2 separate regions of the Homo sapiens genome follow, and region 1 is linked to region 2. The links are chromatin contacts, found by Hi-C or POLR2A ChIA-PET in ENCODE. All regions are on one chromosome and are shown on one strand. Each heading gives the region's core, a stretch centred on a gene start or an enhancer-like site at or near the end of the contact. The rest is flanking DNA. Distances are from core to core; before and after follow the strand shown. Region 1 holds the start of ELK4 (ETS transcription factor ELK4). Region 2 holds the start of LINC01353 (long intergenic non-protein coding RNA 1353).

Region 1 (3,828 bases), core at 1,329-3,828, 2.3 Mb before region 2:
CTAAAAATACCAAAATTAGCTGGGCGTGGTGGTGCACACTTATAGTCCCAGCTACTCAGGAGGCTGAGGCAGAAGAATCGCTTGAACCCGGGAAGCGGAGGTTGCAGTGAGCCGAGATTGTGCCACTGTAACTCTAGCATGGGTGACTGTGTGAGATTCTGTCTCAAAAAAAAAAACAAAAAACAAAAAACAAAAAACAAAATCTAGGGCAGGCCAGGTAGAAAATACATATTTAAACATTTTAAGCCAGGCGTGATGGGTCACGCCTGTAATCCCAGCACTTTGGGAGGCCGAGGCGGGCGGATCACCTGAGGTCAGGAGTTCGAGACCAGCCTGACCAACACGGAGAAACTCCATTTCTACTAAAAATACAAAAAAATTTAGCCGGGCATGGTGGCGCATGCCTGTAATCCCACCTACTTGGGAGGCTGAGGAAGGAGGCTCGCTTGAACCCGGGAGGCGGAGGTTGCGGTGAGCCGAGATTGCGCCATTGCACTCCAGCCTGGGCAAGAAGAGCGAAACTCTGTCTCAAAAAAATAAATAAACATTGTAATAAAATCTACAAATTTTCTTTGGGATGGCTCTGAGTAACTAAGGCTAAGATCAGGAATCCATCTATCTGGTGGGAAAGTGACCAAACAAGATAACGAAAAAGCAGTCTTTTTGGTTGACCAACGTAACTACCATGGAGTTTGCACAAACAGAACCATCTGTTGTGTGAGGAACCATGGAGAGAGATTGTGTATTTATAGAATCTTGAGTGGGAAAACCAGGCACATTAATTAACTTTTCCCCTCAAGTTCTCTAATTAGAAATCCACTTTTCTTCCTTTCTCTTCTGTCAATATGTACCGCCTTAAAAAAAAGTCAATTTAAAAGCAGACAGATTTGCTATGACTAATTTAAGAACTCCCAAAGCAGGCTGTTTTCCAAAAATACACTGCAATTGACAATGCCGTAAGCTCAGTCTAAAAGGGATATGACACAACTACTGGCCCTAAGGCCGAATCAGATGTTTACTGCCAGTTTGAACAGAGCAGCGTAGTGTGCAGATCTCCACAACCCTTAACTGTTCTTGGTAGGGGGCTTTAAAATGAAATCTTTTTATAAACAAATGTTTCCAATAGGTGTATCCTAAACAGCCTACCTTAATACTTTTTTTTTTCTTGGTTTCCAAGATGGAACTTGTTGCAAGGAAAATTTTATGTTAGGGGCCAAGACTGCTAGTGCTTTTCAGATACTGCATGTTCCTTATAAAACATGTCTTAATATGTTTGCATGCTTTGGTAAAACTAATTTTGGAAAGGTAACATCTTTTGGTAGAGTTGTTTTTACAGGAATAGCTACCTTTGTGGATTATAATTACTCTGTATTATGGAAGAGGAGGCTGGAAATCAAGGAAGTGATGATTCTCTTCCAAAAGCCTACAAAAGGATGACAGAATCACATTTCACTCAGTGAGTTCAATTAACTATACATTCAATTGTGGGGGCAAAAATAAATGACACCACGATTTACTGGGTATCTACTATGTGCTAGGTAATGCACTAAGTACATTATGCTCTATACTTCATTTAATCCTCTCAGCAATGCTGCTCATTATCGTCATTTTACATGAGGAAACTGAGGTCCAGAAAGGTTAAGCAACTCACTACAGGTCACACAGCTAGTAAATGGCCTCGAATAACCAGTAACTCAGACACTGACCTCTCTTTGGTTTCTTGTTAAACAAACACCTAATTTATTTCTTGGAGGTTTTGTTCAGCTGTCCTAATTTATGACTTTACATTCCTTCTGGTGCTAAACTGCTCAAGTAGCCTCTTGTATCAAGTGTGACCTGATTCCTTAAGAATTTTACTTAATGAGAACCTCTAAGCTAGAAACTCTTGCTAGGTGTTTCATGCACCTTATTTTCTTTAATCATTACAACAACTCTAAGATTGGGTTCTCTCCACCTTATAAATGATGACTGTTTTAGAGAGGTTAAGGTTGCTTAAAATTGGTGAGTTAGTGAGGGGTAGAGCCACGAATGGATTTCTGGTCGCTGCCTCCATCGTCAGGGCAAGCTTTTCCCACGACTCCAGCGCTTCCATTTGTCAGTCCCCAGGCTAGAAAGCCACAGTGCTAATTTAGTATTTATCAAGCGTTTGTAGTGTCCTGGGATCTGGCACTTCGATGAGAAAGCTGTGACGGCCCCAACTTCTAACAGCGAGTGGTAAGGAGGACGAGGGACACAGGAGGGAGGAGACTCTCCCCAAAGCTTAGCACCAACAGAAGTGGTCCCCCGCAGGTTGCTCTGCGAGCGCCACCTCTTCCCTCCAACCGAGGAGAAAGTGGCGCGCCTTTGAGGAGTCCGAGGTCCCGGCCCAGGCGGCAGCTTGGGTCCTGGCGGGTTCCGGACGGGCGCCTCAGGGACCTGGAAGCAACCGCACCGAACGCGACGGAGAGCGGCGAGACGACTCCAGGAGGCGCCCGAGCTACATCCCCCGGCCACACCAAACCCGGGTTTGCTGGCAGACGCGGCTCACGACACCCCTTAGGGTCGCAGCCCCTCCCCCGGAAGTGACGTGTAGCGACTACGGCGTCTGGGAGGGACCCAGGAGCAGTCGGGGGGTTTGAGAGTGGCGGCGGCCGCGGAGGGCCTGGCAGGCCCCGCCGCTGCAAGGAACGCCCCGAACGCGCGCGCCCGGCGTGTAGCGGCCCCAAGACCCGCGCCGCCGCTGCCGCGTGCGGGGGCGGGGAGGGCGGGGCGCCAGGAGCCGCGGCGGCGGGAGATGCGGGCGGCTGCGGGCACCCGGCGGGCTCGGCTTGGCCGCCGCCGCCTTCTACGGCTCCGCCGCGGGGGTCGCAGCGGCTGCCGCGCCGTCCTCGAGTTTCCAGCGTGAGGAGGAGGCTGAGGGCGGAGAGGCGCATCGTGTTCGAGGCGGAGACCGAGGGGGAGCCCCGCGCGCGGCGTCGGTGAGCGGTCAGCCCCGCGCGCCCCCTCGGGATCTCGCGGCCACAGCCCCACCGGCCGGGAGCGGGGGCGGGGGCCGAGGGGCGCGCGGCACAACAGGAAGTGGGGGCGGGGGCCGGGGCCGGGCGCGCGCGCTCCCCTTGGGTCCGCCCCCGGCCCGCCGGGCACCGCGGCGCACAGGTGGACGCCGCAGCGCACCGCTCAGCTCTCGTCGCCTCTTGGTCCCCCGAAGTCTCGTGGGCGAAAGGTGGCGGCGATTTTTTCGGCGTGGATGGGGAGGAGGGGAGCAATTCTCATTTTCTGTAGTGACAGGAAGTTGGAAAATGAAAGTACAGTAATTCAGTGCTTACCAAGGCCCGGTGAGGTTGCACCTCTTCCCCCAGACTTTGATCTCCTGTAGGGCACACGCGGCCGTCCGCGTTTCTTCCTCTCCCCTAGCTCGCTAGTCATCCGGTGTCGAGTTTCATTTCTTTTTCTCTTTCGCTCCAGCGGCCCCCCGCCCCTCTTTACTTTCCGCCTTGTGCACAGCTGCATCGAGGCTGGTAACTTCATTCCTGGGAAGATCAATTGGAAACATCTTTCGGGGCGGGATAGTAACTGGCCTTGGAAGGAAATAGGGATGTTGTTGACTGAAGTAGTCAAAAGTACACACTTCACTTTTTCTCCAGCTATTGCTATTTGAAATTTGGGGAATTTAAATAAAGATTCTGGAGTTCTATGCCTCATCAGAATGGTTTGTCCATCTCTTTGGTTGATAGATCAGATCCTCTGTCGTCTTTTCCCACCCCCTACACCCCCTGGCTTGGAAAACTTGGTGCTTCAATATTTAGGTTTGGCAGCGGTGTTTTCATTAAAATGTAGTATGATTCAATA
Region 2 (4,098 bases), core at 818-3,317:
TGGGACCTTAGCTCTGCCACTTGCTGGTAGGTCTTCTGGCAAGTTCCTAACCTCTCTGAGCCTCAATTTCCTTGTCTGAAAAATAGAAGTAAAAGTATTAATCGTATTGATTCTTTTTTTTTTAGGCAGGGTCTCACTCTGTCACCCCAGGCTGGAGTGCAGTGGCAGGATCACAGCTCACTGCAGCCTTGACCTTCTGGGCTCACGCGATTCTCCCACCTCAACCTCTGGAGTAGCTGGGACCACAGGCAGGCAACATCACACCTGGCTAATTTTTTGGGTATTTTTTTGTAGAGATGGGGTTTTGCCATGTTGCCCAGGCTGGTCTGAAACTTCTTGAGCTCAAGCAATCCATCTGCCTCGGCCTCCCAAAGTGCTGGAATTATAGGCATGAGCCACCGCACCTGGCCTGTATTGTTCTTTTGAAGATAAAAGGAGATCACGTTTATTAAGCATTCTGCACATATGTTCACTCTTTCCACAATATTTGCACACCCAGCGCATAGTAAACACATTAAATAGTGGCTTTTATTACTATTAGCAGTGGTAGCAGTATCATAAAAGTCCTCAAGGACACCACATGGAGAGTTAGTCGGAGTCACCAGGTGTTCCAAGTTTGCCTTTGGCGGTCTCCTGCCTCTCAGCTTTCTTCGAGGTTGCTCTGGTACCTCATCACCTCCACCACCTCCTCCACCATCCCGACCTCAGCCTGGCCTGGAAGAAAGTGCAATGAGTGTGGAAGCACAAGACCGATGCTTCCACCCCAGCTTTGCCCTGCCCTGGGCCATTCCACCCTTCTGAGCCTCCATTTCCTTATCACTGAAATGGGGAGAATACTTTCTGGCTGGCTTCGTTTATTGTGAGAGTCAAGAGAATAAACGTTTGTGAAAATACTTTGAAAACAGCCCCCACCTATCAGTTCTCCACCAGGTGAATTCTCCCCTCTCATCCTCGGCACCAGCTCCTACCCCATTCCTCCCCTTCGAGTCTCTCTCTGTAGATTTTCATGGCTTTGGGCATTTTGTTCACAGCTCTGTTGACATTCCCTTGACCTCAGAATTCTGGAGGTGCCTTAATTCCGACTTCCCCTATAGACGCCTCCTCAGGGCAGGAAATATGCCTTATTCATTCATCCTGTGATTCCAGTGCCAGGCCCAGGAAGGGCACATAGTAGGAGCTCAGTCAGCGCTGATTCCCTTTCTTCTACCAGCAAATCCCAGGGATGGAGGCCTGAAAAAGAACCCAGTAGAATTTAGGGGAGCAGACTCTGTCCTCCAAGAGAGAGGGGTTGGGGAAGAAGGGAGACAGGAGGAAAGGAGGGGAGTGGCCCTTTGCTATGCAGGCCAAAGGATGCCCGCTGTCACCACACACAGGCGCAAGGTAATACCAGTCTCCATAGGGTGACATGGTGCTGACTGGTTTTACTCAGCGATCCCAAGGCTGGGAGAACCTCTGAGAGCCTCAGCAGAGGGCCAAGCCACTCTTCCTGGTAGGAAAGCAGACATTCTGCCTAAAAGGGAAGTCCTTGGGTAACAAGTTCCACTTCATCACAGCCAGGGCACTAACCTAAAACCCTACCCTCTCCTCCTCCCCCACCGCACAGGCAAACCATTTCCTCTTCTGCTGAGCTCATGGAAACAAAGAACAGCTGTCCTCTCATTGATTGGTTTAAAAATAAGAGACTCTTGCTTTACCTCCCCAACCCCCCACCCAGACCTCTGATGACCAAACATCTCAGCACAGTCCCCCTCAGGCCTCCACCCACTCCCCTGGGGACAGAGGGGCAGCCCCTGGGCCGCCCACAGGCTCCCTCCTCCTCCCTGTGGGGACCAGCCTCTGCCTGCCACTGAGCCACACCCGTCTACCTTCGGTGGGGTGACTGCAGCTGCCCAGCCACTGGCTCTTACCAGTGTGGCCTTGGCATTCACACTTTGGCCACCATAATTTTGTCTCTGCAGTGGGCCTTGCACAAGGCTGGGAGGAAACAGCCTCTGTAGAAATCAAGGTTTCCTGCTCTGTGAGGGCTGATGCGGTGCCATGGAGATACTTCCTGTGACTTTGCCAGGCAAACTGGAGGCCAGGGGAAAGATCGGGAGTGTGAAGTCCTGACTTCTCAGCTACTCAGAAACCCCTCTAAGCCTCGATGTTTTCATCTGAAAAATGACAGTGGCAAACTGCTTATAGAGGGACTGTCAGGATCAAACGAGATATGGTTATGAAGGCGCATTGAAAACGGTGCCACCATGGACACACGAGTTGCTATTTCTGCCTGCCACCTCCACAGACCCCAGTTCACCACCAGCTGCAATCTCTACAAGTGGCCCTGCCTTCCTGAAAACCCCAAACCAAGACTTGCCTCCCTGGGCATCTGAGTCCACCCCATCCTCTCTCCTCGGGCTTACTTACTCAACCTACACCACAGGGAAATGCACCAGTTGCTTAAGAGGTGTGGAAAGTTTCCTCCAGTTTTTTCCATGGTTTGTGTGCTTGTCTTACCTGTCCCGCCTCCTTCCTAGCACCGTGGGAGTATAAGCTGGCTCCTCTGCAATGGATCCGTGGCCAGTACCTCTGTTCCCTCACAGCACAGGATAACAATAAGTGTGCCAAATGGAAGTGTGCGTGTGGGAGAGGGCACACAGCCAGATGGCTCCTTGGGGCAAAGCCTTATTTCTACCACATAGGACTTTGTAGACAATCACTCTCTGGCTATAGAGGGGTTTTGTGCTCATTTTCTGTTGTGAATCAAGCTAATTTTGGATTCACTGGGATACAATAGTGAACTGAAAGGCAGCTGCCTGCAGGAGGAGCTCAGAGAACCAAGCAGAGCCAAGCCCTGGGAAGCCTTTTAGAGGAAGATTTGCAGAGAAGGAGTGTGACAGTCATAAGTGTCCCACGCTCTCAGTCCTCAGCAGGCTGTCCCTCCCAGTCCCAGGTTCACCTTGCAGAGGTGTGGTGGAGAACAAGCGTGCCCAGCAGCTTCCCGTCTGAAAGCCAACTGGCACAGCCCACCTCCAGTGGGCCACCCATGTTTCTGGGGCCAATGAGCCTCTGAGCTGGGAGGTCCTGGCCAAAGAAATGCCCTCCTGCCTCAGAGAACAGAAAGTTCCAGAAGATCCAGGGTAGCTTTATTCCTGACTTAGCAAGCAGACCTAGAAGTGGGATGGAGAAGGGCTTTTGAATCTCCCTCCAAAGGTCCAGAGAAATCTCCTTGGAAATTTGATTGATTATTGATTATTGTAACAAGAGTTTCTCCTCCCCCAGGAAGCTCACCAGAGTGGTCTTCTTCTAATAGAGGCGGAACTGTGTGATGGGTGGTCGGAGGTTCCGGCTGCTGTGCCAGACCGCTTGGGTTCAAATCTTATCTTTAACAGTTACCTAATATTCGCTGTGCTTCAGTTGCCTCATCCATAAAGTAGAAATTACAATGATATCTATCACATTGGATTGTTTTTGATTAATGAGTTACTATGTGCAAAACACTTAGGGCTCAGTATTGTTATTATAAGAAAGAACTTTACTTAAGAGGCTTCCTAGTTTAATTTCTCTACCATTATGAAAAGAAATTCTCTCCCTGATTCCGACACCTTTGTTTCTTTCTTTTTCTTTTTTTTTCTTTTTTCTTTTTTTTTTTAAGAGAAGGGGTCTCACCTTGTTGCCCATGCTAGTCTCAAACTCCTGGGCTCAAGCCATCCACTCACCTCAGCCTCCCAAAGTGCTGGGGTAATAGGCATGATCAATATATAATATATATGACATTATATATAATATATTATGTTTCTCCTGGCCTCTGAGCTCCAGGTTCAGCAAGAGGAGAATGCTCAGTTCCTTCCTGTGGACTAAAAGCCACAGGAGACATTCATCAACAGCAATGGGGTGATGAGAGCCATTTGGGAGTATTAGGAAGTGGAAGGTCTGAGAACCTTTTCAAACTAAGAAACCCACCTGGCCAAGGTGTCCCTGACTTGACTCATTCAGTCCCTATCCTGCCATATATTTATTATAACTATATTATATCCCAGAACTTTCACATTTATTGTGTTATTTAATCTTCATGATGATCCCACAGAATAGGCTATAAAGATCTTATCAGAGAAGGCA

What was found. A loop is a pair of places that touch in the nucleus more often than their neighbours do. ChIA-PET counts read pairs that join two places held with the same protein, here RNA polymerase II (POLR2A). Pooled maps may share reads with other maps.
Region 1: a map of naive thymus-derived CD4-positive, alpha-beta T cell shows a loop between it and region 2 (12-fold over the local background). The contact joins the promoter of ELK4 here to the promoter of LINC01353 in region 2. A Hi-C loop is called at or near these places in 1 of 168 maps with a recorded cell type or tissue (naive thymus-derived CD4-positive, alpha-beta T cell), 1 of 37 single-sample maps with no recorded cell type and 9 of 50 pooled maps. POLR2A ChIA-PET finds 5 or more read pairs at or near these places in 1 of 52 experiments (CD8-positive, alpha-beta memory T cell).

What each region holds. Positions count from the first base shown.
Region 1 is chr1:205,630,761-205,634,588 of GRCh38, reverse strand. ELK4 (ETS transcription factor ELK4) reads left to right here and starts at 2,578. Exons shown (of 5, transcript NM_001973.4): 1 at 2,578-2,957. RefSeq lists enhancers at 2,191-2,500, 3,111-3,530 and silencers at 2,671-2,820, 2,911-3,100.
Region 2 is chr1:203,285,121-203,289,218 of GRCh38, reverse strand. LINC01353 (long intergenic non-protein coding RNA 1353) reads right to left here and starts at 2,067. Exons shown (of 3, transcript NR_117097.1): 1 at 1,908-2,067; 2 at 913-1,230; 3 at 421-714. RefSeq lists an enhancer at 1,062-2,261.